Regions from separate parts of the Homo sapiens genome. Here region 1 is linked to region 2. A link is a loop called in an ENCODE intact Hi-C map of the cell type or tissue named here. Cell type or tissue: CD14-positive monocyte. All regions are shown on one strand. Each heading gives the region's core, and the rest is flanking DNA. Links, peaks and the distances in the headings are about the cores only.

Region 1 (15,397 bases), core at 4,859-12,858, 50 kb after region 2:
GGGAAACCCATGGTGAAACAAGTTTTATTTTACAATTCAAAATCTGGAGGTGGGGATTTGAATGCTTCGTTATGGGTTTTGGCCCCGCTGATAAAAATGTGGCTGAAAAAAAGAAGAAATGGGGGCTTCACTAGGAAACCTACCCTTCAGAAGTAGCCCCACAAAAATAAAGCCAGCGGTTTGATTAGAAACGTTCTTCTCCCCGGCGCCTGTAGTCCCAGCTACTCGGGAGGCTGAGGCAGGAGAATAGCGTGAACCCGGGAGGCGGAGCTTGCAGTGAGCCGAGATTGCGCCACTGCACCCCAGCCTGGGCGACAGAGCCAGACTCCGTCTCAAAAAAAAAAAAAAAAAAAAAGAAACGTTCTTCTCCCCATGGAACGTGAAGCCATGTCTCAATGAGAGGCATGAAGGCGCATGCACAGCAACACTGGTGCAGTCGCCAGAGAGCACAGGCTTCAGTGCCGCACATCAACTAAGTGCCTGTCCTGTGGTCTAGGGGGCTGAGACTCATGGACACACACGCTGACAACATGAGAGGGCAGCGTCTGGGGCAGGGGCTGCACGAGACAGAGTGGGGTATCTGGAAGTATGGTGGGCACAGGGCCACGACCCCCGCCCTGAGGACGAGGCCTGCAGAGGTCTCTCCTAGCCTGACAGGGATGGTTATGTCCCAACAGGGGCGGGCTTCCAACACCTCTCCCAGCCTGAACTCAGGCTCTGGAAGACCTGAGTCTGAACGGGCCATAGAGAGGTCTCAGGAACAAGATCCCACTGGGAACCTACACTCAGAGCCAGAATGCAGTCTCCCAGCCAGAGCCAGGGCCCAGGACTGCCAGAAAGTCCCGGAGATAAGCTTCTGCAGAGATGACATTGCTAGATGCCAGGGTGGGTGGCATCCATGTGGAAGAATGACTGTAGTAGAAATTTTAAAAAGATGCACTGCATATGGTGTCTAAACATTGAAAGAGAACAGGCCGTTCTGCAGCTCCCCAACTGCAGCACACCTTCCTCCTCCATCTCGGCAGAGGGAAGGGGTAAGGACAGACCACTCAGGAGAGCAGTGGACGAAACCACACACATTATGACAAGTGGATTTCTAACCTGGACAGAGCCAGAGGCAGGGTCAGAGAGGAAGAGCTGTGATCCAGAAGGAGCACACGGTGCCACAGGGCTGGGGAGAGGCCCCGATGCCACCCAGCCCAGAAGCCCAGAGGTGAAGAGGCCCTGGATTGAGGAGAGGAGAGGACCCCAGTGAGCCTGGAGGAGGGGTGACAGGATAATGGGAGGAAGCATACATTATAGACTCTGAGCAGTTCAAAAACTGAATGGTGGTCTGAAAAAAGGGGTAGTAAGATAAGCACGTCAAAAAAGGACATCACTGAACAGGATGTGAGCTCACACAGGGGAATACAGAGTTTGGGGTCTTCTAGAAAGGGGCCAAGGGCTCCTGCAGATGGCAGCCAGAGTCAGCAGAAAGAGCACCTGGGGCCACATGTGTGGAAGGAGGGACGTTTCCCCTGTGACCAGAGCTGATGGGCAGGAGGTGCTGGAGCCAAATGGCATTTTCAGGAGTGTTTCAAGCTGATTAATGTCAGGCTGGTAGCTTGGAAGCAGGCGGGGGGAGGTGAGGTATTTTCACCAGGGGAATCAGCAGAGGCTGCCAATCAGCCCGCTGCACCCCCAGCAGGGTATAAACCCTCATCTGCACACCACCGGCCAGAACGTGTTTCAAGAGAAGCGGGAGTAAAAGCGATGGTGGCCAACGCAAACAGAGTCTGAGTGGGAGAGTCCACGCACACGCAGTACAGAACGCCAGGCACAGGTGAGAGAGGCGGAGGGCTGGGGATGCATCTGTACCTGCTCGTCAGGGGCTTGTGGGAAATCACATCAGAAGTCCAAGACCAAGCAGGCAGGGACACCTGCAGCACCCAGCTCTGCCCTAGGCCCAGATACCCTGGCTGCAGCGATGTGGGCCAGGACTACGGAAGTCCTCTGTGGGGTGAGCCAAGGCAGGGTGAGCCTGTGCAAATGCAGGAGGCTGGGGGGAGTAGAAAGAAGGGCAGCCAGTCAGGGGAAAGGTCACAGAGCTGGCCAGAACCAAGGCAGCATCGAGCAAGAGGCACTTGGATTCCAGTGTCAGAAAATATTAAGCCCACGGCTCTGCCATTAGCCATATGGAACCACTTTCAGGTGGGCCTCAGGCTAAGTCTGAGGCACTAATTAAGCCCACTAAATGGAATTTGTTTGCTTAAAAGAGCAGACCCCATTCTCAGAAGAAAATTTAGAAAATATATATACTTTCTTGTCATTTAACAGTTAATAAATAAAATGCATAGTGATTTATGCTAGCGGTAGGCAACATTTCATGAAATAAATCTACTAGCGTCAGTACCACAACTGCAGAAAGAGTAGTTTCCAGCAACTGACACTGTAGACATCTACAGTGATTCCTAATACAATGATGCAGATTAAGGTATTAAAAGGGGAAAAGAGCACTCCTGCAGAAGCCACCAGGCCCTGTGCTTGGGGAGCTGTTGAATTCAGTTCTCCGCAGTCCTCTTAGTAGGGGTTAATTCCTGTTTTATAGAGGAAGAAACTGAAGCCCAAGGTCACATGGGTAAGACAAAGCAGAGTCAGGATCCAGACCCAGGTCTGTTATTCATTCTTCTCTTTTATGAGTCCTCAAAGTTTCAGAAGCTGCTTCTGAGAGCTACACATGCAAATTTCCATTTTGTACTTCTGTTCTCCCAAAGAGGCCAGGCAAGAGAAAATAAGTATTCGCCTAGTACAGAGTTTCACGTATGGAACACACACACACACACACACACACACACACACACAGAGCAGGAAATGTTCACCGCGTGCTCTTTTCTTTTGTTTTTGTTTACACTGGAGCGACGTGTGCCCATGGATGCCTGGCCTTGCTGCTCTGTCCCCTGCCCCTCGAGCTATATGGGGCTCCCTCCAGGACCGGGCTCCCCACCCTGGTCTATCTGACCCAGTCAGGGCAGTCACTCAAACATTCATTACTGTCACCATGAAAGTGGCATCTGTTTTGAATTCAGGGGCCTCATCTTCTCTGGGTGTCCCACTCTGTCATCAGAGCCTGGCTGCATGAGGTCAGCTGGCCCCTTCTCTCCTCCGTGACACCCCTGGTAAACAGACACCCAACAACATCCCGCAGGGTGGAGGTGGGGAGTGAACCTTAACCAACAGCACGCTTGTCCAAATTATTTCTCAAGTAATGGAGGTTCTGCAGGGAGAGCTTCTTTCTCAGGTTAGAACTGGTCAAAAGACACAGAGGTGGGGTTCAGAAGAAGATTTCCAGGGCACCTCGAAAGCCCTAGTTTAATCAATAAAACACACTTGCAGGCACGGGGTGCCCTTGCCAACAGCCTCCTACCCTCCCATGTAACCACAGTGCCATGGAAAGTTACCCTCATTTCACAGATGCCGAGAGTCAAGGCAGACAGGCCTGGCCTGAGCCACGTGCAGGATGCAGGGACCCACATTCTCCCTCCGGCTGCACCTTCTAGCCTCCTGCCCAGGACACAGATACAGATGCTGGCTGCAGAGCTGCTAATTAGGTTACTGGCCACGTAGTTAAAATGATGTGGCAAATAGGTGCAGATTCATTCCAGGTATGTGTTGTTTCATCTGTTACAACACAATGTGGAATGAAAACTGATGATTCAGAGAAAACACAGGATACATTTTAAAATTATATTATTTATTTAAAACAAATATCTTGTTTCAAAAGATCATAATTCTCTTTTGGCCTCTTTTTGGGGCAGGGCTAGGACTTCCTACACAAATATAGCTTACACTTATGCCGCACTAAAAAACAAACCTGCCATCACAGGGCGAGAACTTCACTCATAACCAGACAGCCAACATGGTCCCGTCAGCCCGGCCAAAGGTCACCACCAGTTTCAAAGACCTGTTTCCTCTGGTGTAAAGTGGCGAACTCAGTGACTTCCCAGCCTGTGGAATGCCAGCAGGGTCACCATAAAGCCCCGCAGATGCCGAGACGGTGCAAGGAGCAGAGCCCCACAGGGCAAGGCCCCGAGCTGCTGGCAGCTGGTGTCGCCCAGCTGACGCACTTCCTCAGTTGACAGTGGCTTGGTCCTGCTGGCCACCTTCGAGTCCAAGAAAGGCCTAGAAGTCCACAATGAATGCCTCTGATTGAGGCTCAGATTACTAGGGATTTAGAAACCTTAATTCTTTTGTACAAAGTATAATTGTGCTGACATGAAAAGCCAAATGTGGCTTGCTGACTTTGAGAGTGAGCCTAGAGCCCACATGGTGGCCTTGGCTGATGGGATTCACACAGTGGGGCCACTTCCCAGACTCTGGGAGTCAGGAGTAATAGTTCCCAGTAGAAAAAGAGACACAGGTATAAACATGCCTCTAGTAAGGTGTTAATGTGTAAAGTGACTTTCTAATTAAAATGAGTCAAAAATGATTGGTGAGGACAGCCTACCAGAAAAGGGATCTTACAGGAAAAGGAATAAAAGTGTCCTCAAAAAGAGCAGAATTTAAGGATGCTTCATGGTTCTTCTGACAGTAGTGACAACTAGCAAAAAAGAAAGACATGGAAGCCACCAATCAGTACCCACCTTGAGTAGGTGAATGGAGGGTAAACTGTGGCACATCCAGATGACAGAGTGTTATTCAGCTGAAAAGAAATGAGCTATCAAGCCAAGAAATGACAGGGAAGAAATTTAAATGCATATTATCAAGTGAAGGAAGCCCATCTGAAAAGGCTACACATGTATGATTCCAACCCTATGGCATTCTGGAAAAGGCAACACTATGAAGACAGTGAAAAGGTCAGCGGCTGCCGGGGTGCAGGAGAGAGAAGCGCGGCACAGAGGATTTCTAGGGCAGCGAAACTACTCCATACGGTACTGTCATGGTGGATGTCACTTATCATGCACCTGTCCAAACCCATGGAATGTACAACACCCAGAGTGAGCCCTAACGTAGACTGTGGACTCATCAATACTGGCTCATCAATTCTAACAAATGTGCTGTTCTGGTGCGGCGATGCTGACGGCAGGAGAGTGTGTGTCTCTGTGCGTGAATATGCATGCGTGTGTACATGTAAGCACGTGTGTGTGAGCCCTCGGTTCTTTCCCCTCGATTTTGCGGCAAATCTGAAACTGCTCTAAAAATAACATCTTCTAATTTTAAAAACCATTTTAAAAGCTGTCAAACATTAAAACACACACACACACGCACACACACACACACTTGGCAAACATAGGTGGAGACCTGCAATCATCTGGCAGAATCAGACTCTCATTTCGTCCTGTGGGGCTGCAGACAGAAGCTCCCTGTGGACAGCACGCTGCATCTGGGTCCAGCTCTGTGCACGGCCGAGAGCTACCCTCAGGAAATGTCTGCTGAACTGGCTGGCTTAAAAATTAACTGCCTCCGCCCTTAGAGCAAGAAGTGGGGAGGGAGGAGAAGGGATGCCCGTGTAAACATTTACTGAGACGGCAGAGAGAGGCAGAGCCCGTGCTGGCCGCGTGAGCTGGGGCAGGACCATCGCAGGCTTTAGCAAGAGATGCAACTGCTCGGTCCCAGCCCTGTCACCTGTAAGAGGGAGCAGAACAAGCCTCCTCAGACAGAAGTGTGACGAGTAAATGACAGAGCATATCTAAAGCACTCGGCAGGGTCCTGCAGATCCCTCAACAGCGCTGACTGAGTGGCATTCCTTCTGCACAGGCTGGACATGGAGAGATGTATCTCATGACATCCCTAAAAATCCTATGCTCAAATGAAGAAGCTGAGTTCAGAGGGAGTAACCATCTTCCTGAAGCTATTGTAAAGGGTACAAATAGGGGCAGGAAAGAGATGAACTCACAAACAACAAAAGAGCTTTTACACGCAGGGCCAGGGATTTTCCTTTTGGTTATGAAAAACGTATTGGTCCTGGCTGGGCTCAATGGCTCACACTAGAATCCCAGCACTCTGGGAGGCCAAGGTGGGTGGATCACTTGAGGTTAGGAGTTTGAGACCAGCCTGGCCAATATGGTGAAACCCCGTCTCTACTAAAAATAAAAATTAAAAAAAAATAGCCAGGCGTGTTGGCACACGCCTATAACCCCAGCTACTTGGGAGGCTGAGGCAGAAGAATCCCTTGAACCCAAGAGGTGGACGTTGCTGTGAAAGATCGCACCACTGCATTCCAGCCCGGGTGACGGAGGGAAGAAAGACAAACAGAAAGAGAGAAAGAGAGAAAGGGAGAAAGGGAGAAGAGGAGAAAGGGAGGAAGAGAGGAAGGGAGGAAGGAAAGAAAGGGAGGAAGAGAGGAAGGAAGGAAGGGAGGGAGGGAGGGAGGGAGGGAGGGAGGGAGAAAGGAAGAGAGAAAGAAAGAATTTATTAGGCCTTGTTACTAGCAAATTCAGATCATTCATTCCTAGTGAAGACCATATGAAGAAAGGCCACTACTTACACCTTTTGGGGAGGTCAAAGCTGACACCCCAACCTTAAAAGCTGTGGCAATGAGCTTCACCAGATTCCATCCTCCACCAACAGCCCAGGGAGCACCAACCCTGCTGAAGGTGGGGACGAGAGTCTGCAGCCTCCGTGGCCTGTGTGCTGGCAGGAAAGACAGGCCCCTGCCCTGAGCAGAGCGGAGCTGGCTGGTGGGATGCTGGAGAGTGGAGGCTCTGGGGCCCTAGACAGGGTAAGGTCTGGACATGGAAGATGAGACAGGCTCAAAGAATGCAGTAACCGAGAGCTCAGGGTCAGCAAAGCAGCAGCTCCCACAGCCTCCCTCCTTGTGCACGGGTGAGAAGGTCCAAAACAGAAACGCACAGCTGCGACAGCCGAGGCCCCTGCAGGGTTGCAAAGAGCTATGGGAATTGGGGAGAGATACTGCCCCTGCTCACTGTCTCGTGGGAGGACTGGGAGTCTCGGACAAGATGCCACGGATGTATGAGCAGAGCCTTCATGGGGAAGAAGAGGCCTGAGCCATGCGGGAGTCAGAGAATTCTCAGGCATCATTTCATGAGAGAGAAATAGAGATGCAGCCCAAGAGGAGTGAGCCCCAAGCCAAGCGGGAGAGACGCTCAACTCGTGTTTTAGAGAAGTTGGCCCTGGAGCTGGAGTTCACAAGAGGCATAGTAGGTTCTGTAGGCATACGAGCAAGGTGGGCTAAAGTCACCCACACAAACCTCAGCTCCATTTCTGATACATGAAGATGGCAAAGCACCAAAAAGAACACATGGAACAGCAAAAATCAGAACTTTGAAATGCAACGCCCATGAATTCTGGGCCCAGAAGCTAGGTGACAATAGGTAAGTTGTTTCACCTCCCTGGGGTCTCGAGGTTTTTCATCAGACAATGGGGAGAGGGGGCTGGAGAGGTCAATCCCTGGGACCCAGCAGGCCCGTATCCCACTGCACGGCAGCTGCGGCTCTTAGCATGCAGAGAAAAGGAGTGATCTGAAGATGAAAGTTAACTGCCAGACAGAAGTTAATGGTTGAAACTTATCAGTTAGGCCACTGAGCGTCTGTTGACGCCCAGGATGAATGTCTAGGGACAGTTTCTGAAGAAGCCATAAACTCTAGGTCCCGTGTTTTCCATGGCAGAGGACCAAGTCTTTGCCCTGGGCCTGTCTGGTGGAAGTGAAAAAGCTCCTGCATCAGCCGCAGCCAGGACATGGGGATCCCTGATGGGAGAGCCCAGCAAAGGCCCCCAGGGCAGCAGGCGATGAGGGCAGCAGGGGGTTCCGCTGACTTCCCCAGGACCTCCTGTAGTCTCAGCTTAAAAAGAGCAGCAAGCCTATCACAAAGTTCTCTCTCCCTCAAGCAGCCAGCTGGAGAGCGGGGAAAGGCTCCTGGCTTGGCAAGTGCCCAGACGTAGCACCGGGACAGTGGAAGAAGATGCTGAGGCCACCTGCAGGAGCCAAGAGGCTGGACAGAGCCTGGGACCTCTCTCCTCTTGCTGCACTCTCCTTCTACAGACTCAGCAAGGAGGCAACACCAGCACTCCTGTATTTTATATCCAAGAAGGGTGCAAACCGAGGCACATGCAGAGAGAGAAACAGCAAGCTGGACCTTCGCAGCCAGGCTGCAAAGGCTGAGGATGAGCCAGGGGGTCTGAGAGCATTGGAGCCCAGGTGGTAGGAGGTTCTGTGTTTTTCCTGGATTAAAGGGGGAGCTGCGCATCGGGACCCTGTGCAGGGCATCTCCCCAACATTACTCCTGCGCATGTTCCCCTCACTAACTCCTGCGTATGGTCCCTACGTGGGGTCTTAAGTTTACAAAAAAATTATCTGCAGGTCCATTTCACCTCTGATGATTCAAGATGATACTCAATACCCTACACAAAGTGCAACTCTAAGGAGCAAATGTGTCTGCAAGTGGGCAGAGGCGGAAGAGGCATCTCACCATGATGCCAGGCTGCAGGTTTCAAGGATAGGATTCCCATGCCTCCATCTGCTTGCCTAAGCTCCCCTTCATTTCCTTCAGGGGGGCACCACCTGCCACCCTTTCCTCCCCCTTCTCCCCTCCCCAACATCTGCTTTCCTACAACTGCTTCATTTCTCCTACTTCTTTTTTCACTCTTGCCAGTAAGTCAAGTGACAGCCAGGAAAAAAGCAAGTCATGATGCCCACACAGCTCATGTGGCTCACATGAATAAGCACTGCATTCCAGGAAGCAAAACAGTTGAAATCCCAAACTTTCAAGTGATTGTACATACATTATGTGACTTCCCTGAAACTTAAGTATTAACATAACCAACAGCTAAGAGAAAGTTATTTTTCTGTTTATTACAGAAACCTATTATTCACTTTTTTTATGCAGGAAGAAAGTGAGGCTCAGGGCCTATCTAAGTCCATGTGGGCTGCTATAACAAAATATTGGGAGGCTTATAAACAACAGAAATATACTTCCCAAGGTTCTAGGGTTGGGAAGTACAAGATCAAGGCACCAGCAGATTCAGTGTCTGGTGTGGGCCCTTTTCAGGGTTCATAGAGGGTGCCTTCTTGCCATGTATGCTCATGGCAGAAGAGGTAAGGGATCTCTCTGGGGTCCCTTTTATAAAGGCACTAATCTCATTTATAGACACTCCACCCTCGCGACCTAATCATCTCCCCAAAGGCCTCCATTTCCAGCTACCATCACCTTGGGGGTCAGGTTTCAACACAGGAATCTGGGGGAGACACAAACATCAAGACCATAGCAAGGGGGACTAGAAAGGCTTCAGGAGACAAAAAGCCCCACTGGGATCCAAGTCCAGGTCTCTGCCTCCATCCATCCACTGAGCTGCATGGCCTGGCCTGAGAGGACATACTGTCCAATGGCTCAAGAAGAGAGTGATAGCAGTCTTTTGGCGCTTCTCAAAATGTCCCAACGATGGCTCTGCCTCCCTGCCTGAGGCAGGTCCCCAGCTGCTGTCTCGGTCCCCATTTCTGCAGGATGGTTTCTCCACATTGTCAGTGCCACAGAAGGGGCTCTGAGGGCCTGGATGGGAGGAGCCTGTGACAATGTCACTGACAGCAGCAGATCAACAGCACCACCACACACCAGCCACATGCTCCAGGGCATGTGTGGAGCCTGTAGACACAGGCGCAAGTGCTCCCACACAGAGGGGAACACCATCGAGGGGGTTTAACACAGCACACGCTACCACCCAGTCTTGGGTCTGATGCCAGACCAAAGCCTATGAGCTGAACCAAGGCTTCATACTTGCCTGAGCAATCTGAGTGCAGCGTCTAAGGAGCCCACTGGGCAATATATGTAAACACAGTAATGAAGGACTCAAAAGCCGAGTGCAATAATGTGGGAGAAGCCACAGCCATATTCAGTTCCTGGAAGACCGAGCGGCTCCCTTAGCCACATACCCTGCAGGAGCAGCTGGGGAGTTATGGCCCTCATATCCCCAACAACGACGGCATTATATTTTTGGAATGAGAAGGTGCTTTGTTATTGCCAGGGGCTTTCTCCCCTGTGGTTCAAAGCTGTATTATAAAAAAAATGAACACGGATATATTTCCCCACACTGTGATCTGATAGGAATAAGAGCTTATCCATCCCTCAGCAAACTGCCAATTGCTGCCGTTAGAAATTCCATATTCAGTGATAGTTAAGGATTTTGGAATACACTTTGAACCAAAGAATTCAATCCCTTAAGCAGCCGGCGACAGGCTTCATTTAAGAAATGGAAGGAACAACAGCAGGCTCATCTCTGCGGCTGTGGCTCAGAGGTGGCTGGGCCCACAACAGAGTCAGGACAAGCAGCCCACCCCCTCCTCCTACTCCGCAGCCGACCCAAGGTGCAAGCAATGCGGACAAAGGCACCATACAACAGGGGTGAGGGACAACACATCCCAGTCCTCCTAGGGGAGGGGGAAGCTCTCCAAGTCTGAAATGCTCCCCCAAAGGTACAATCTTCCCACTCACCACTGCATTCAGAAGCACTGCTCCCACACCACTGAAGGTGCACAGCACCCCAGGAAAGGAGCCTATCTGTGGACAAAAAACCTCAAATAAACCACGGTCAGAAATCAGCTACGCCTAGGAGTGTGTGAACAAGAAATGCCCACTCCTCTGGAAAAGGGGAAGCCCTCTCCAGAGCAGGGTGGAAAGCAAGAGGAGAAGCGCTCCACACAGCCCCCAGGAGGCCCGAGAAGTGCACCCCACATGACATCTGAAGGAGGCAGCCAGCAAGGAGGTGTGGCCAGGTCACAGGGGCTGCTGGTCTGGGGTTCAGGAAGGGGGCAGCAAGGCCCTGTGCCATCCTCTCTGCTCCTGCACGTGCTCGGCATTCTCCATAATGAAGACTTTAAAAAGTCTCTTGGGAGAAAAGAAATAGAGCTATACTAGTCTAGTTCTTCCAACTTTGTGTGTGTGTGTGTGTGTGTGTATTTCTGTGCACACATATGCATGTATGCGTGTGAGCACAAATGTGTTTGTGTGCATGTGTATTTATGTGCATGCATGTGTATTTATGTGCATGCACATGTGTGTATTTACTCATGTGTGTGTTTGTGTATGCCTGAGATCGGGAGGGTCGGGGAAACCAGCCGCCCTAGTCCTCACATGGAAAACAGACCCACATGCAGTGAGTTCATGGTAACATGAAGTCAGCTTCCAGCATAGCCTTCCACTCGGAGCCGAAGGCAGGGCTGGAAATGATCAAAACAGCTGACCCATGAGGTCTGTAACAGTAGCAAAATCCCAAGACTCTAAAACTCCTCTTCCCTGGACCTACAGCCATGGGGACAACCTGTCAGGGCACCTACAGAGCCCCCATAGGCAGGGCCAAACAGTAGATGGGGCAAAACACTGCTGACACCCCGACTGCAGACCCAAATCATACTTGGGGATTCCGTAAGTACAGCCACCATCCCCAGGAGATCTGAAGGTGCGAGCACCAAGACAACGTAGAAAACCATGTGCTTCTTCCTTGGGGTGTCTGTCACTTCCCACACGGCACTTCCAGGCCACCTCACTTCCCCACTCACCAAAACCCTAAGCCCAACAGGACATAGCCAGGCCTCCTTTGGTCATAGAGGCCATCGGGCAATTGAACCTCTCTAGAGACTCACAAACCTCAGTGAACATCACTAAACCTTACTCCAGGGTTCCCAGGTTTCCGTGGCAGCTGAAAACCCCAATCCGTCTATGCACAACTATCTCCAAAATGAGGCAGAAAAGTCTCCAGGCCAGGGGAATGCCCTGGACCTCCCTGCTCCTGCCCTCTCTCCACCGAGAGGCAGTATGACAAGGCAGTGAGAAACCAGGGACCATGTGCCACTGAGAAGGAGCTGTTGATGTGGCCAGGGGACAACTATTGAATTCTTATCTGAAATCAAATTCTTAAGAATTATTTTCCATAATCAAAACCGTGGATTTCAAAGCTCTTTGGTTTATCCTTGAGATGAAAAGTATACACCGTACCCCAGCCCTGGCTTTCCTAAAGAGTTTTCTTTCCGTGGCTGCAGTCCAAAGAGGCCCCCCCACACATATCATTCAATGAAGGCCAAGTCAGCTATAAAAAGTCCCATGGGAAAGCAACGGAATGCTTACCTTGGCTTCACATTTCTTGTGGCAGGAATACTTGCAGGCTGGGAAAAAAAAAAAGAGAAAGAATGTGTGTCAAGCAGTCTCTCTAGCAAGAATTCTTACATCTTCAAACCCTCTCAATCCTTCAGAGTCTCTGGCTTGAAGATCCCATAGGTGGCCTCTCTCTGGCACGAGAGAGATTTTTACATATGACACACGGCAGTGTGGACAGAAGGCAGTGAGGACATGGTGTGCAAGAGCAGAGTTACAACTGTTGTCTGTTAGCAACAGCTCAGGTGGCTCAGGTAGGAATGTCTTGGGAGCACGGTCATGAGCAGATTGGTTTTTCAAGGGGTCATGAGCAGATTGGTTTTTCAAGGGGTATGTACGTCCAGCCGAACTGGATCCCTAAAGAAGAATAGTGAATTTCAGCAGCAGAATGCATTCGTGTGTGCCCAGAAATTATAGCTGATCCCTGAAAAAAGAAGAGAAACTGGAAGATGCCCCTTAAGAATCAGAATTTAAAGTGTCCATGAAAGACCGGATGGGAGCCTTTAAATTTGTGAGAAAGTCGTGCATCTGGATTTCGGAAGTGCTTCCACTTCCGGCCAACCTGAGAACTGACTGTCAGAATAAATTCATGTCTAAATTCCTATAGGAGAATCCTTCCAGAGGGGCCATTGTGTGAACGGAGCGAGTCCTGTGTCCCTTCGGAGGCCCTAACAATGCAATGCAGAGCTGGAACCAATGCGGATTTCACAGGCCCTTCTGCCCAGAGGCTGCAGCTGTGATCATGAGGCATAAACCTCCCCACGAGCACCACGGGCATGCTGCAGGCAGGCCTTGCAGGACAGGGAGAGAGAAATGAAGCAACAACACCTAATAATCCCAACACAGCCTCCTGTGCCAGCTCCAAGGGAACGTCGGGTACATGCCCTCCCTTCCCCCACGTTTGCCAGCCCACAGGGACAGCTGTGGGAGGAGGGAAAGAGACCTGGGTTGGGGAACAGTGACCAAAGCCTCCTATCCAGGCTCTGCCCCTCAAGCTGGGTCTCTGCTTCCTCCCACGGAGCTATCATGGGTCAAATGGAATCCTTCAAGGGACCCTGCTTTGAAACTAGAAAGCAATGTCCACATGCAGAAGTGTGTGGGACCTGAAGACCAAGGCCTCAGAAGTCAGGGAGAGGGGCCCCACATCCCAGCTCTGCGTGTCAACACCCCGTGAATTTAATCAATGTCTCACTCCCCCTCCTGCACTCTGTTTTCTATGATGTGTCAAAGTCAAAAAGGTTTGTGTAGGGTTGAATGAGGATGAAACAGATAAGGTCACTTGCCCACTGCCTGGCAATTATTAGAACTCCAGTAGTTACAGCTAGGTTGTTATCTTTGTATGATCTATATTTTTGAATTGCTGAATTGTCATTCTATACCTTGAGGTTTGTAAGATTATTCACAAAGACATGTATTTATCCTACACCTTCTGATGGGCAAAACACACAAAGGTGATCAGTGATTTTCAAATCAAGAGAGACTTGCCATTGGGAAACAAGGGGCTTCCACACAAGATTAAAAGTCCAGACAGAAACCATCCCCAGCAGAGGCCAGCACAAAGGACTGAGATAAGGAGAAGGGCGGTGGGCAGGCCTCTGGCCTCTGGCTGAGTGAGAGTCAGGCAAAGAATTCTGCCCACACACGTCTAGCAGCATGTCACAGGACCACGACATCATGCAGCGGTTAGCCTTCCAGATGGCCTGGGTGACCTCGTCTCTTGGCCCCCATGCTGGTGTATAGCCCCCTCCCACAGTGAATCAGCTGGGCTGTGTGACAGTGCAACCTGGCAGAGGAGATGGTGTGTGACTTTTGTGGCTAAAAGACATCGTGACTTCTGTCCTGGTCTCCAGGATCACTCATTCTGAGGACAGCCAGATGCCATGTTGTGAGGACACTCAAGCAGCCCTGTGGAGAGGCCCCCATGGAGAGGAACTGAGGCTTCCCACAAACAGCTGGCCCCAGCTTCCCAGCCACAGAAGTGTGCCACCTCGGAAGCTGGTCTCCAACCCCAACCAAGCCTTCAGATGGTGCAGCCTCTCCAGAGACCCTGAGCCAGAACTGCCCAGTCACCTGTGTCCCAAATTCCTGATCACTGACACAGTGGGAGATAACAGATGCTTACTGCTATGTTAAGGTACTAACTTTGGGGATCATTTGTCATGCAACACGCCAACTCAACACAAAAAAATGGCCCTGGTCAGTGCAAGGGTGGCAGTGGTATGATACATTCATGGTGGGTGGCCTACTCGGCCACCAGACAGCCATCGGCACTGTAGGGCAAAATCATTAAATTCAATTATCATAGTGAAATCATATAAACTGCCCATGAGCCAAGACTACAATCCTGAGAGGCAGGGCCATTGTTTCTGGTATGTAGACAAGTGACCCTCAAAGTTTTACAAATGTTTGGACTAGGACTTCACACTCGATTGTCAGCAGCATGGATAATCCTCAGAGTAGCAAGTCCACCGTCAATCTATCCGTGGCCCAGCTCTGGTCAGCACCGCACCAGGCAGTGTACAAGATACTTTCCCGTATGTTACTGCACTTGCTCCTCGTAAGCACCTCTCGGGGAGGAACTGTAAGGGTGACTCAGCCAAGGGGGCAGCCATGGTCCATGAAGGTGGGACTCCAGCCCGTCTGTGCATCAAATTCAGTGTTTGCATCCAGCCATACTCTCCCTGCCTTTCTGACATATTACAAAATATGAATCAAACAGTGCCCAGGCCCAGCTTCCTATCCTGCCGCCCACAGGAGACAGCCCCCTGCCTGCCCTACCCCTGCCTGCCCTAACCCTGCCCATACCAACCTCACCTCCTCATTCACGCCATCCTGCACCCACCTCCTGGGCCCGGCTCAGCTGCCTCCGTTCCTGAGTTGACACCCTTCTGTGCCACTGAACCATCATGGCAGGTCATCATGGCTTGTCATATCATGATGATCTCCCTGTGTCCATCTCTCCCGATGGGCTGCAAGCTCCTCAAGGGACAGCGTCTCTGTTGTGCATGACCAGGGTCTCACAATAGCAGCACTAACACGAGTAACAGGCAGCTAATACACTCAGCACCTAAAAGTTTGAACTGCATGCGTATTGCCAAATTTCCACCACACCCTGGAAAGAAGCTACCTATCTTCGCCTGTTTTACTAATGTGAGACTGGGGTTTGTGGATGAGACTGAGGATTCACGTGCTGGACAACTGTGTCCCAATCTTGACCTGTTCCAGGTCTGCTTTCAGAAGCCCATAGCCAGCAGGCCCACAAGCTATGGAGACCTCATTACCTGATCACCACTTAGGGATTCGGGGCTGTGAAGGTGCTG
Region 2 (15,397 bases), core at 2,643-10,642:
CCACCAAATACGGCTAATTTTTGTTTTTTTTTTGTAGAGATGGGGGTCTCGCCATGTTGTCCAGGCTGCTCTGACGCTCAAGCAATCCACTGGCCTCGGTCTCCCAGAGTGCTGGGATCACAGGCATGAGCTTCCGTGCCCGGCCAGACTGCTCTTTAGAAGCATTTTCCTTCTACAGGTCCTGGAGCTCATCCTGGCCACGTGACAAACTGGCCCCATGGGCTCAATGAGGTCAATGAGGTCACTAAACTCCCTTTCTCTTCCGGTAAAATGACAGCTGTGGATCAAACACTTGGAGGTCATCCCAGTCCTGGACTCCCTGAGTCAGTGAGTGAAAAGTGAGGAGAGGCATTCCTCAGATAAAAAATTAGATGCACTGCCTGGAGGGTCATTCTGGTTCCACATATGTTTGTTTGTTTGTTTGTTTGTTTGTTTGTTTGTTTGTTTTTGAGATGGAGTCTTGCTCTGTTGCCCAGGACAGAGCACTTCCTAGTGTGTCACAGCAGTGGGCGAGAGCAGACTAAGCGGCAGGAAGGCAAAAACACCTCTTTTGGGAGAAAGTAGCCTAGCCTTATGGCAAAGCACACAGGCTCCACATCAGGCAGTCTGGGTCCAAGTTAAGGGTCCACCGCTTGGCACCTGCAGCCTCAGGAAAGGTCCTCCACTCGCCTAGGCCTCATCTCCCTCCTCTTTCCAGGACTGTGCGCTCATGTCCCGACCTCACCTTGGAGTTAGCAATCCACGCATGGCACACTAGGGCAAACCTGCTTTTCACAGTGGCCCTATGGCACATGGTCCTGCAGTGACCCTACAGTTCTCAGTCCCGCTGTGCCCTCCTGCAGGGCGCCATCCTGCAGTGCGCTATCCTAGCACACCCTAGGCTTCACCCTAAAGACCCTACCCTAAAGCCTCATCCCATCCCACAGCGCCCCACCCCACCACGCGCCATTTGCCAAGACCAGCGGACAACTCTAGAACATGTGATGATGCTCGCTCTAGTATCTCTATGAGAACCATGCTTTCCACTGTGAACTGCGGCTTCTTGCTCAGGAGGACAGCCCTGATCAGAAGGAAGACCTGAGCTTCAAAGAGTCTTTCTGCACATCTGGGAGCAGAACAAGGGAAGAGCCAAGCACATCCACCTAAAGAAGGCAGAGAAGACAGCAGGAGGCTGGGGGCCCTGGCAGAAGGAGGGGAGGCTGTGGACTGCTGGGACTGAAAGGGCCACTGGAGATTCCCCAAGGCCACTGCCAAAGCACATTTCCAGAGCAGCCATCCCTGGAGCTGCTCCCTTGGCTGTCACATCAACACCATGGCCACCACCCGGGCAGGAGTAAGCACACTCACCAGAAAGCCAGCAGCCTCCTCTGCACTCACCCATGTGGGGCATGCAGAGGGGGAGCACAGGGAGGAGGGAAGAGTGAAAGACACAGGCCCCATTCCCTCTGCAACAAAACTTCCTTGAAGTCCACGACGTCCCAGGGAGACATGGGATCCTCCCCAGGTGGGGTGGGATCCCAGCTGGTTTGATGTTCCTCTCCACAGCTGAGGATCTGGGAGCCCCCACCTGACAGGAAGGTTAATTTCGAGACAAGCTTGTAATCAATGAGAGCCCAACTCTGGTGGGAATTCGATTTTTTTTTTTTTTTTTTTTTGAGACAGAGTCTCACTCTGCCACCCAGGCTGGAATGGAGTGGCACGATCTCGGCTCACTGCAACCTCTGCCTCCTGGGTTCAAGCGATTGTCCTGCTTCAGCCTCCCGAGTAGCTAGGATTATAAGCACCCACCAACACACCTGGCTAATTTTTGTATTTTTAGTAGAGACAGGGCTTCACCATGTTGGCCAGGCTGCTCTCGAACTCCTGACCTCAGGCAATCCACCCACCTCGGCTTCCAATGCTGGGATTGCAGGCGTAAGCCACCGCTCCCAGCCAGAATTTGGTTCTTTTTTAACCTATGTCCTTCGACTGCTTGTTTGAACAAATCAACAGTTTCCAAAACCTCACAGTATAGTAATGAAATCTGAAATCAGACAGACCTGGGTGTGAGTCCCACACCACCTGCCAGCTGCAGAATCTTGGGCCAGGGCACTCATGAGCCTCAGTGACCCCATCTGTGGAGCGGGACAATGATGTCTCCCTTGTGAGACTGTTCACAGAATAAAGACAAAAATGTCCAATGCCTGCCTGAGACTAACAAGCCAGCCTTGCTCACTGCAGATTGTCCCTGAGCCTTGCACTGTATGTTGCCGATACATCCAGTTAAACTGTACAGAATCTCTACTGCCCAGGGAAGTCACTGCTCGACGTTCAGCACTGTGCGCCTGGCACGGGTGCGTATCCTGCAGGTGGAAGGCAGTGTGAAGAGTAGAGTCAGCTGCAGCAAACCAAGCCTATGTCGTGCAATTAATGCTAGTGCGGCATTTCAAATGGAGCATCCTTCACTGACGTCCCATTGCCATGGGGTGAAAGGCAGGTGCTCAGCCTGGTCCTCAGAGCCCTGGGTGAGCCAGCCCCTGCCTCCTCATGTGCCTCCCTCACTCCCTGTCCCTACCTTACCTGCTGTGCTTCCTCCTGCCCCAGGTTCTTTGCACATACCACACAGTTTAGAATGCTCCTCATTCATGTATCCCAGCTTTACCTGGTTAACTCCTGTGATTTCTCAAGCACTTGGCTCAGATGGCAACTTCCAGCAAAGCATAATCTGATCTCCCTACCCGACCTGAGTCATATGTTCCTTTCTACTTTGGTCTCCTTTTTGTTTTGTTTTTGTTTGTTTGTTTGAGACAGGGTCTCACTCTGTTGCCCAGGCTGGAGTGCAGTGGGGTGATCTTGGCTCACTGCAACCTCCATCTGCCGGGTTCAAGTGATTCTCCTGCCTCAGCCTCCAGTAGTTGGGATTACAGGCGCCCGCCACCACACCCGGCTAATTTTTGTATTTTTAGTAGAGATGGGGTTTCACCATGTTGGCCAGGCTGGTCTTGAACTCCTGACCTCAGGTGATATGCCCGCCTCGGCCTCCCAAAGTGTTAGGATTACAGGCGTGAGCCACCACGCCCAGCCCTGGTCTACTTTACTGTGCCGACCACAACTGCAAGAAAACAACTAACTGTGAATTCTCGTCTGAGCTCTACAGCCCCCTCCCATGCGGATCCAGCAGAGGCACTGGCAGTCTAGCTCCCAGAGGTATCTCTAGCCTCTGGGGCCGCACTCTGCACACAATAGCCACCCAGCACAGCAGTCTGTAGAATGAAGAAAGGAAGAAACGAACCACTAATCCCAAAGTGGCTGTGGAGTCATCTGGCCATCTGAAGAGGCATGAGGATGCTGTTATTAGATTTCAATAACAGACAGCTAGTTAGCTTTAGTTTTGGGTTAACAAAAATAAATGTACCCATTGACTTTAACAGGCTTATCTAAAAGAAGAATAGGATGAAAAGCAGTGACATCTGCTCCTTCCCAAGGTCATAACATGGAATAACTGGGGCCTATTTAGGAAGACAGTGCCCACAGAATAGCAATGTGGTTAAGCATCAGCTTGACAGCTCGGTAAAAGCTAACAGTGTGACTTGGATACACATGACTATAAACTGTGGATTTTTCTCACCCACTGAGCTGACCTCAGTACCCTGTGCCTACTCAAGTACTGAAAACGGTAATACACATTTTTTAAGTGTTTTCTCACATAATTCCCCAAGACTACCCTTTAAGAAGCAGTCCCCTTAGCATCTCTGCCTCCCTAAGACCCAAGACCCTGGAGCAGAGGTGACCATCCCTCTTCCCAGGGGGGCTCTGACCACTGGCAGAAAGCAGGTCTCCACTATCTGCCAGGCCTCTAGCTACAGCCCAGGCTGGCCAAAGAAGCAGTAACTAGCACTGGCCCTCACTCCTGCTTACCCAGGGGCCAATATGGGTGCAGGGCAGTGCCAGGATAGGTTAAACATGGCACCCCGTTCCCTGCCTCTCCTTGTCCTCACTGGCTTTTGGTGAAGAGGAAAGAAAAGAAGCCCTTGGCAGGGCATGGTGGCTCACACCTGTAATCCCAGCACTTTGGGAGGCCAAGGCAGGGGATCACAAGGTCAGGAGTTCAAGACCAGCCTGGCCAACGTGATGAAACCCCGTCTCTACTAAAAATACAAAAATTAGCCAGGTGTGGTGGCAGGTGCCTGTAAACCCAGCTACTTGGGTGACTGAGGCAGGAGGATTGTTTGAACCCAGGAGGTGGAGGTTGCAGTGAGCCAAGATCATGTCATTGCACTCCAGCCTGAGACGCTGTCTAAAAAATAAGAAAAAGCAGCCCTTTTATGGACGTCATGTTAGGAATCCCAGCAAGGCCTAAGCCTGCAAAGAGAATATCAGCTCCCCTGGGTGTCCCCAGGGCCTGTGCGCTGCTCCTAGCAGCCTGACCAGCCCTGAAAACTAGCAGTGTAAACAGCTCTGTAAAAAGAAACAAAAGGCCAGGCACAGTGGCTCACGTCTGTAATCCCAGCATTTTGGGAGGTGGAGGCAAATGGATCACTTGAGGCCAGGAGTTCGAGACCAACCTGGCCAACATGGCGAAATCCTGTCTCTACTAAAAATACAAAAAATTAGCCGGGCGTGGTGGTATGTGGCTGTAGTCCCAGGTACTCCAGAGGCTAAGGCAGGAAAATCGCTCAAACCCAGGAGGTGGAGATTGCAGTGAGCCGAGATGGTGCCACTGCACTCCAGCCTGGGCAACAGAGCGAGACTCCATCTCCAATAAATAAATAAATCAAAAGAAACAAAAGCCACGGATAAATCCACAAGGAAGCAGGACTATGAACAGCCCGGTGACGAGAGACACAGATCACAGCTGCCGGGCCATGTGTGAGGTGAGGACAATTAAACAGGTTGGGCTGAGACACCTCTGCACATTCTGTTTTTGTTTCACCAAGCAAATGGAGAAGAAATAAATGTAAAATCTTTTTCAAAGGCAACAACCTGAACAACATTCAGCTGGCAAATTTCAAGGCATTTATTTGTTCATCCTTCATTGATTCCTCCACCACCCAGCACATACGACTTGGGGGTTCAGCACACACTCTTTGTAATACTAATGCCTGGGTAGGCAGCCAGCTCTACTGCTCGAGTAAGCCGTCTGATCTTGGGAATTTACTTGCCCTCTGTGTGACTCAGTTTTCTCATCTGGAAAAGGGAGACAGAAACAGCATTCTTGGAAGGATTAAATAAGGAAACATAAACATAGGGCTTAGAACAGTGCCTGGCCAGTAATAAGTGCCAAAGAAATATTAGCTACTTATTCCATCATCTTATTTCTGTGTCAGGCCTCTGTGAGGCCCTGGAAATGCACTTTATCCACAAGTTATTAGGATCCCCCTTAGATCACAAAACCAGCTGTGACCACAATGCCCATTTAACAGTAGGAGAAACAATGCTCAGAGAGGGTAAGTGATTTTCCCAAAGCCACACAGTTAATAAGACATTTTTTTCCCTTCCAGAACAAGAATACCAGGAACCAATTAATTGTCAGGATTGCCCAACTTGATTTTCTGCTTAATGCTTTTAAACATAAGCAGCAATCGTTAAGAACTGCCAGAGAAAGTACACCCCATGGAGGGTGGGAAACTAAAATAAAGTCATCTTGTCATTTTACCTTCATGTTCAACTATGAGAAACAACAGACTAAGATTGTATCTCTATTTATTTGTAACGAAATAGTCACAGGATCCTGCCTCCCTGGCCAGGAGCTCAGGCTGGTTTGGAACCATATGGAAGGAGGCAGCTCAGGAAGACTGGCAGCAGGGAGAGGTAAGCAACACTCAGGGAGGACACAGAGATGTCAGCATTTCCAAAGAAGTCGGAAGCTCCCCTTTGCTCTTCTCACAAATAAGTTTCCCAAGAAGGGGCAGATGGGGCGGATGGTTCTTAGGACACAAGGTCCCACCGAACATCTGCAGCATTGAAGTGAAAGGGGAAAAATGACTTGGAAATGCCCCTTCACTGCAAAGCAGCCAGTACCGGAGGCCACAGAGGAGGGTGGCCAGGGACAGACAAAGTGCCCAGTGCCAGCCCAGCCGAGAGGCGGCACGTGGGGAGTTGGGAACTTACTGTGCTGGGCCTGGGCAGGGACCACCGGCCAGGGCTGCTTTTCCCTTCCAGAAACAGCTCCTCCTACGTTTCGCTCCTTCCCCTGCTTTAGTCAAGCACACCCCTCTTCGTGTTAATGTCTCGGCAGCTCTGGGCATAAAGGAGGCAGCTGGAATAGCCCACCAGGTGGGAGAGCCTGGTGAGTGTGGGAGTCCCCAGAACCACAGCCAGGAGCAGCTGGCAGGTGTGCCCGGCCCCACGGTGAGCACGCAGGCATGGAGCTCACAGGACAATGTCCGCCCGGGGCTGAGGGCCAGCCTGCCGAGGGCCAGCCTGCCAAGGGCCTGAGGGACAGGAACAAGAACAGCGCTCTCCGGGAGAGCCTTCTGACCAGGAAGCTGAGTGGCTGTGCCTTCCTGGGGACTAGCCACTAGGGAGAACCGCCTCTCAAAAGTTCCCCCAGGAAAAACAAAACCTACTTCGAGCTGCTGGGAGGGCAGGTTACTCACCTCTGTATCCCAGGTAACAGATGCCTGATGCCCACTGGCCTTCCTCCCTCCCTCTTTCCTTCCTCTCCCCCAACCCCATTCTCTCCTTTACCACTTCCTTCCTTAGTTCATTTTTGCTCCACTTCATTCCAAATAGAATTTGAGATGACTCATCGAATGAATTCAACATAACTAAATAAAATTTTTAAAATAAAAACCAAACCAATAAACAAGCACAAAAACAGGGTTAAAGACAAGAGTGGCCAGGCCAGAGAGAAGGAAAGGTATGCAGCGAAACCTCAGTTATGGGAATGAGGCACCAGACGGTTCTGAGTTACAAAACGGGAGATGGAGGCCGGATACACGGCAGATCTTGGTGACATAGAGTCCCGGACCTGCCCGAGGCGGGTTTATTTCCTCACTTAGCACTCAGAGCTAAGAGGAAGGGTGGCCAGCCCGGGCCACATCGTGTCCTCAGCTGTTAGACTCACCCAGGCAGCTGTTTAAACTGATCTCACTGATCTCATGACTACATGGTCAGTCACGTCCCTTTAACTGACAGGGAGATTTGTGTGTGCTTTTTTGTAACATCTTACATGCACTTACATTCTTTTATTTTTATCACTTATTTCATAACGAAAACATTTCTTCACATAGAAAAGTGGACCAAGGGAGGGGAGGTGGGGAGGGCCTCATTGGGCCCCCAGCATAACCCTATCAGTGGGCAGGGTGTTCTGGGGGCGCCCATTCCACTGGAAACCACGTGGTGTCTCCTTCCAGGCTGAACACAAACAGGGGGCCCCAGTTTATAACTAGCCAGGGGTGCACTGCTCAGACCAGGCTCAGCTCCACAAGGCAGCCTGCGCTTCCTGCCACCTGCCCACCATTTGGCAGGGGCAGACACAGCAGTGACGGCAGGGGGTCAAAATAGGACCACCTGTCCCTTTACTGGCCACAGTCATCAGACCCGGAGACACTAAACAGGACTTTAACTCCTCCGAGCATTGGTTTCCACCTCTGTGAAACTAGCTGACAACACCACCAGCCTCCCAGGATCTCTGTGGGGACTAAGAAGATGCCTCAAGGCACCAAGCCCAAGCCAGCAGCACTCATCATCAGCCCTGGGGGAGAGAGGAGGGTTGCATGTGTTGTTTCCAGTCCAACTCCCGCATTTTACAATGGAGGAAAGGCCATGGGGAGGGGCTGCTCTGGGGGGGCAACAGCTGGGCAGGGTGTGGCACCCTGAGGACAGGCCAGTTTATTCCTTACTTCATGGTGACAGAAAACAGGCCGAGCCCTAGAGAGCCAGCTCTCTCAAAGTACCCCCAATGGGAGTGTCCTCAACTGCAGGCAGCGGCCAGCCAGGCAGAGCCAGGCAGGGGGCTCCCATCCATAGGCGAGCAAGTTAGCAAGGGCGGCCTGGGAGGGAAGTGCCTTCTCTAGAAGGTGACAACATTGTTAATGAGCCCGTGTTAATGTCAGTCATCTCCGGAGTCTGAAAGTGCCCTGCAGCAGGTGGGAGGGGTTATGTATGCTGAGTCCACTCTGGAGTATGCCCTGCAGAGCTGCGTTCTGTCCTGTTAGATGTCCCACCCAAACTCACACAGATCCCCCTGCAGAGAGCCTGGAAACCAGCCCCTCAGGGCACAGCACAGGCATCCCAAGGACAGCCCCACCAAACCCCCAGCATACAGATACCTGGTCCTGTCCACATGGGATGTCGGGGGTGCTGACGGGGGCAAGACCCACAGATGCTGACCACCATGGGCCACAGAGATAGGTCTCTGGCCCTGCAGCCAGCTGGTTCCATACAATAGCTCAATGTTTGCAAGGCTGAGGGAAGGGCCTAATTCACCCACCCCAGCCTGGCCAACTCTGATGGGCAAAGGGGCTGCCCAGAGAATGCTGAGAGGATCACCCCAACTCAGACCAGGACCATACCTGCCTCCACACCCAGAAGGGCACAGCAGGGCTTTTGCTTTAGAATGAAGAGCTAATGAATTGCACTGACACTGACAGAGCAGCCTTAACCTGGAGTTTATCCCACAATAATCAGATTCATATGGATAACCCTGGAAACAACAAGCAGAGAGGGCTCTGAGCAGCCCTGCTTCCCTTTCATATCCACAAATGCAAACAAGTATTTGCAGGAGGGCTAGCCCATTTCAGGCACTGCAGGGAGAATGCAGGTGTGACAGAGGGGAAAGACCAGGATGGACTGAAAACTGAATGGATGAGAATCCTGTCCTGGAGGTGCTGGATAAGTACACATTTAAGACCCCATAAAGGAGAGAGAAGGCAGTGCCAGAGGTGGCGGCGATGGGCACCTGGGAGAAGAAGAGCTCGTCTCCAGCTCTAGAAACCACGGCCACTTTGCAGATCCATCAGGGCAGCTCTTGGGATAGGCCAGGATGGCTAGAAAGCATCTGATACAAAGTGGGCGCCTGTGGCAGAGGTGGGGCAGGAGGAGCAAATTCCTTCAGAGGACAGAGTCTGGGCAGAGAAATGGAGGCACACTGCGTGTGGTGGGTGGGGCAGCCAGGAGTGACACACGCCATGCTCACAGGATGCATGAGAAAGAGGCTCAAGCCCGGGCTCAAGGAGCCCAAATGCCAGATGATGAATCCATGACGATGAAAGGTGTCAGAAGTTTCTGCATAGGGGAGTGACACAATCTCAATTGTTTTTAACAAGGTTTAGTGGTAGTAGCAGCAGCAAGATTAATATAAGGGGAACACTGGGCAGTGGACGACATAGGTGGAAATGTCAGGCCCAAGAGCAGACAGCTGCTGACCTGGACCTCATCTGTTAGTGGCATCAGGAGTGGCTCCAGCAGGCTCCAGGAGCCCAGGGTGCACTTCCCAGACATCAGGTCGGAGGTTGAAATCAGCAATGGGGGGAGTATTTATACCAAAGAAATCAGCAAACACTGCCGACCGAGCTTTTACCTGGAAAACCTCTATTAAACATTCACCAGCAACCCCGTGATATTCGTCCTCTAGAAGCCTCAGATTCCCCACCTGGGGAATGGGGGTGGAAATGGCACATAATGCAGAGTTCTAGGAAGATCAAGTAAGGTAAGCATGCAAAGTGCTTAATACTGTGCCTGGAACACCACACATGCTCAACACGTGCCAGCTTTTACTAGTATATTACATTATTACTATTGGGGCAATCAACGGAGGCCAGGAGGGCATCCATTCAGGATGTGAGGAGAAGGAAGACAAGGCCAACAGACCCAGGTCCCCTGAAGCTGAGGAGGTAAATGATGCTGAGACAGCAACAGGGAACGCTCAAGGACCAGCACGTATAGGTGCAGGCCCGGCAAGCACACACACAACACAGCCCACGAGACATTCGCTGCCCCACACCTGCTGCTCACCTCAGCCAACCCCCTCCACATCTGGAGCTCCAACAGTGAGAACCAGCTGGGTAACAACAGGTCCCCATTCCTTAAGGACGCTTTCAGCTCTTCCTCCTTGAGTGTTTCTCAGCCCTTTTGAAGGTTATGAGTATTAGTGAATGACATTAACGAGACTGTCTTCCAAGGACTCCCATTGTGTAGGACAATTCAGTATCATAGTAACTTTCTCCCTACCTTACCCCTTTCTTTTAAGAAAATGATAATCTCTCTTTATAAATGTCTTTTAAAATATTCAGTGTGGGCTCAATTCTTCCCATATCATTATCCCTGGAGGTGTGCTGGTAAAGGGGAGGGGAGGGGAGGGGAGGGGAGGAGGGGAGGGGAGGGGAGGGGAAGAGAGGGGAGGGGAAGGGAGGGGAGGGGAGGGGAGGGGAGAGGCAACCACCTCGATGTATCCTCTGTCCATTCCTGTGGCGTAAATACTGCCACCATGGTTCATTCTAAGCTAGCTGGGTAATTCCACTGAAGATGGAGTGGGGATGTGTGAGTGATCTCACTCAATTCCTCACTAAAATGTTCTCTTTTTATAGGTGTGGAAATGATGCCCTTGATATCTAATTGACCTGATCAGTGCTCTAGGCCAGGGCCTACAGCTCCTCCCCACTTCCACACACGTCATGGATAGGCAACCTATCTCAGAGACAGGCCCTTCTCACTCCAAATAGCTTCAACAGCCTCCAAGAGGCCACTCCTCCTAATCACTCTCCCTTTCATCTTCCCACTTTCTCCACTAAATTAACTTCGTTACCACTTCTGAAACCCAAGCTATCAAAAACCCATCACCACCATGGTTTCCTGCCACTCAAGCACCTAGAATGCTCCCTATTTCTATAGAGCTCCAAGTCAGTCCCCTCCAACCACTACACACTATGGTGCCCTCCATCCATCTACCACCACTCATCCTTTCTGCAGAGGCAGAGCGTATTACAGTTGAAGGACCATGGGAAAGGACTTGGAGGCAGGGAGCCTGACTCAAATCCTAGCTCTGCCCTACAGACAGGTTACTCTGGGTAGTCAGTGAGCCCTGTCGCCTCAGTGTCCTCATCTGTAAAAACAGGGACAATGACAGGGACCCAGCACTGTCCTCAGGTGCACCCTGAACTTGCTCCTAGCAGCTCACAAGCAGAAGCTTGAGCCTATCAGGAGACTCTGGGAAGAGGACATAGTCTGAGGCACCAAAAAAAGGAAGTATATCTGCTCAGGTCAATCCTAAAACCTATTGAGACAGTACGTCTCATGCCAAAATAATGTCAATATGCCACATACATGACGTTTACACTACACAGAAACATGGGTGATCTTACTCAATTTCTTACAGGTGAGGAAATAATGTCCTTGGTATCTAACTGACCCGTTCAAGGTCATCTGGTTAGTCAGCTGAGGCCACGTCTGCCCAGGATGAGTGCTCTAGGCCAGGGCCCACGGGCTCCTCCCAACTCCCACACACACACGCCATGGGACAGTCACCTGGGGCTCTGCCAAAGGGCAGCTTCACTAGCTGAGCACAGGGCATCCATTTCCCTTTTAAACATGGGGACAGATGTGTCCTCTAACCTCTGAGGCTTCCATCTGGAAGTGCCTCATGAGTCAGTGGCTCACATTTAGAACAGCTGTGCCTCCTGGATGCCCCAACCTTTTTTCTCCCTCATTTCTATCCCAGAGAGATTAGATGTCCTGTACAAATTGGATCTGAAAATGATAATAAAATAAAATGTAATATAAAACAAGATGAAATAAAATCAGTCTGCGCTGGGATGAGCTGTGAAAAACGGGGCTGCTCAAGCCACCTCCTGTGAGCACAAGCCAACCACAGACGAAGCCTTCTGCATGAGGAACAAGCAGTCCCCCCATCCCTTCCCGCAGGTGCAGGCTTGCAGCTCGGGAGTCAGACCCCAGGCATGTAGGTCCCAGGCCATCTGAGGAGCCTGTGTAGACCCCTGTGGCTGAAGAGCAGGGCCTCACTGCCCTTGAGAGGCTAGCTCTGAGAACCAGCTTTTTAAATAACAAGTACCACCTACTTTCATTCTTATGATAAAAGTTACTTGGTTATAGAAAATTCAGAAAGTAGACATATACAAAAAGAAGCAGACAGAATCAGCCTCTCTCTCCCTCCCATACCCCAAGATAACCAACTTTAGCCAGATAGGATGGACCCCTAAATAAGTACGGGCGACTTTCTTCCGCCCATACTTATTTAAAAGCCAAATGGTGCTTTATGTCCATATCACTATATTTTCTTCTGCACTGCAATTTTTAACAGTGGCATAGTACCCAATTATCCAGATGGAACATAATCCCTCTTTAACAGCATGTTTTTTGGTCTCAAATTTCCCACTCTTATGAATGATGCTATGAGAAACATTCTATAGTTTAAAATGTTAACATCCTTAGTGGCTGCCTCGGGATAAACACCCAGAGATGCCATGTGCTTTGGGGTCCACATCACTAGGACTTCCTCTAGAAAGTGCTGTGACTTCCAGGACCACATGCATCATCCCAGAGAAGAGGAAACATACAAAACATGAAACCCATTCCATCTTTTTCTATTTAAGCATATTTTATCCCCTTTCCAAAAAAGAAACTATCTTGTCAAAGGTAAAGAGACTTGAAGTGTCTGGATAGTTATGAAACCAGTGTCCCAGAGAACACAGCAGAGGAGAAAACGGCACCTCCAAACCTCTCTGCAAGCACCTTCATCCCCTCCCAGGTCAGTCTCAGGCCCCAAGTGGACTATGCCACTGGAGTGTCCTAGAATGTAAATTCCCCCACAAGAGAACCACGGCAGGCCTCCATATCCCCACACAGGGCCCAGTGTCTGGTGCATCAGAGGTCCCCAGGACATAAATATTTATAAACTGATTGATTAATGAAGGAGGGGCAGGGCAGTGGAAGAGAGGACTCATCTGTTCCATAATCAAGACCATAACTTCAAGTTTATGATTTATTACCCACCATATCTGGCAAAGGTAGCACCGTCCTCCTCCCCACTGGAGACTGACAAAATGCCTGGTACCATCTGTTAATGGATGAAATGCATTCCCACAAACATCCATATGTTGAAGTCCTAGTGCCCAGGACCTCAGAGGGTGACAGTTTGGAAACAGGATCTTTAAAGAAGTGATTAAGTTAAAATGACACCATTAGGGTGGCCCTAATCCAGTATGAGTGGTGTCTTTATAAAAAGAGGAGATTATCCTGGCTAACACGGTGAAACCTCGTCTCTACTAAAAATACAAAAAATTAGCCATGCATGGTGGCGGGCTCCTGTAGTCCCAGCTACTCGGGAGGCTGAGGCAGGAGAATGGCGTGAACCTGAGAGGCGGAGCTTGCAGTGAGCCGAGATCGCACCACTGCACTCCAGCCCGGGCGACAGAGCAAGACTCTGTCCCAAAAAAAAAAAAAAAAAAAAAAAAAGAAGAGGAGATTAGGACACAGACACACATAGAGGGGCAGCCATGTGAGGACACAGGGAGAAAACGGCCACCTACAAGCCAATGAGAAAGCCCTCAGGAGAATCCAACCCTGCAGACACCCTCATCTCAGCCTTCCAGCCTCCAGGACTGAGGGTGATAACCGCCCATTGCTGCAGCTGCCCCGCACGGTGGTGCTTTGTCTTGGCAGCCTAAGCTGACTAAGACGACATCTGAAAGCTCTGAGATGCCTGGTGGGTGTTTGGGAAATGCTGCTGCCAGGAGCAACCTTCAGCTCCCAGGATGGGCAGGTGGCCTGGAGATGCTCACCTGCCGCCCTGCGCTCCCCTCACTTCACCCTCTCCTGGCAGGAAGCCAGGCTGACTGTGAACAGCAGCAATAAAGCAAGGAGTGGCATAAGGTGTGGGGCCGGAATGGCCCCTAGCCACACGTGGAAACGTTGCCTCCTCCTCCTGAATGTGTTAAATAAAAGGGAGAGGCAGTGGGGAAAACAATCCAGTAAGTCAAGCTGGTTAATGTAACTAGGAAGATTGGGCAATTTGATGGGCATGCCAAAATATTGAAGGAGGAGGAACAGCAGGAGCATCAAGACACAAGATATCCAACTACTTTCAGCTCTTCCTCCACCTAGTAACTTCCAATAAAGCTGAAGGAGGATGTGCTCTAAACCAGAGAGGTTTTATGTGCATCATATACCTTAACATTACAGATCTATAGATCCCGCCATGAGAAAATAAGTTTATTGAGCAATTAACTTCAAAATTTATTTTCCAGCTGTTAGAATGTGTCCAGTCTCACTGACAATGCTGGAGTTGAAAAAAAACGGGAAAGAGCATATTCCCGCCTTTGGGAAGCTTACAGTGAGATGAGGGGACACAGGCAGGTGTAAACATAAGACAGTGAGCCCCGCATTAAGTGTTGTATGTCAAGAAATGAGTACATTGGAAGCTGAACCAGGCTGAGCAAAGCCACATTCATGTGTGAGTCTTTTCTGCTTACTGGTTAGAATGAAACTGCATCTTGCCCTCCAAGGACCACATAAATGAGGTCACTCCAAAACCACCTCTACAGGCTTCCCACCAACCATGGATCTGCTGTCTCCCTGTTCGTTCCATGAGACAATATGGAATGCATGGCCTGAGCCAGCTGGCTGGGCTCCACAATGGAGCACTAGAGAATTGGCTGTCCCCGCTCCCACTGAGGGGCTCAGTCAGCCAAGACTCTAGCAGTGCAGAAGTAGGAACTAGATGAAGACCGAAGGGGCCCAGGGCCTTCCTCACCACCCCTGTCCAGGAACATCATTGTTACTACTGAGGAGCCGGGCACTGCATGCCCACTGCATGCCTGAAGCCAGCAGGCTGGGCTCTGCAGTCCCGCACTGTGTTTCTTCTGTCAATTCAAAAGCTGACCAAATGACCACTGCGTCTGCTCCCAACCCTGCAAATGCCAGTTGTACCAGTTATTGTAATTGCAGAGCTTAATAAAATACTGCAGAAATCAATGAAATGTGAGCAAAAAAGGATTTGTTACTGCTGCAAACACTGAAGTTTTTGAGAGCCTTGCGTGAGGCAGTCAGTAAAACTCATCAAATTTCTGTAGGGCAGCTGGGGCAGAGTCCAGAGGATTTCTATGCTCCAATTATTCCTAAGTATCTTTAAGCTTTCTTACACTCTGAGGAACCCCAAATGGGAAATTTCAATGACTCATTGTAGATGTACACTATGTAAAAACAGGACAGGGAACCCCAGACCCTGGAGAGAACTCAAAGACAGGGTGGGATGGTACGTCAAAGACAGGTGGCTACTTTTACCGGTTTTCAGACACAATGGAATCCTAAATGAAAGGTTCAGGATTCCGCAAGTTAACTGATACTTCAGTTCAATAATCACTTATAAATTCTGATCCCTTTAAATGACAGATTCTGCCTGGATGTGAAGCCAAATGCATAGTAAGTGACATGCAAGCAGCAATGACCCTCCTCGTTG

The links. A loop is a pair of places that touch in the nucleus more often than their neighbours do. Peaks named below come from ENCODE experiments on the same cell type or tissue, not always from the same donor. Only the 100,000 strongest peaks of a DNase experiment are listed, where the experiment ranks them.
Region 1: a loop joins it to region 2, with 2.8 times the contacts of the local background. A loop is called at or near these places in 2 of 110 quality-filtered maps.

The regions. Positions count from the first base shown.
Region 1 is chr7:47,494,857-47,510,253 of GRCh38, forward strand. It overlaps TNS3 (tensin 3), which reads right to left. Exons shown (of 31, transcript NM_022748.12): 3 at 12,051-12,088. Among named protein-coding and RNA genes, the nearest start is that of SNORD151, 38 kb to the left of the region's middle. RefSeq lists enhancers at 2,391-2,510, 2,811-2,890, 7,282-7,879, 7,880-8,476, 9,515-10,015. In CD14-positive monocyte, for the core only: no CTCF peak of the experiment used is centred there; a DNase peak (open chromatin) is centred at 8,635; H3K27ac peaks cover 5,771 bases.
Region 2 is chr7:47,446,843-47,462,239 of GRCh38, forward strand. The region is part of intron 4 of TNS3 (tensin 3); the gene reads right to left. Among named protein-coding and RNA genes, the nearest start is that of SNORD151, 10 kb to the right of the region's middle. RefSeq lists an enhancer at 508-1,008. In CD14-positive monocyte, for the core only: no CTCF peak of the experiment used is centred there; a DNase peak (open chromatin) is centred at 7,019; H3K27ac peaks cover 3,576 bases.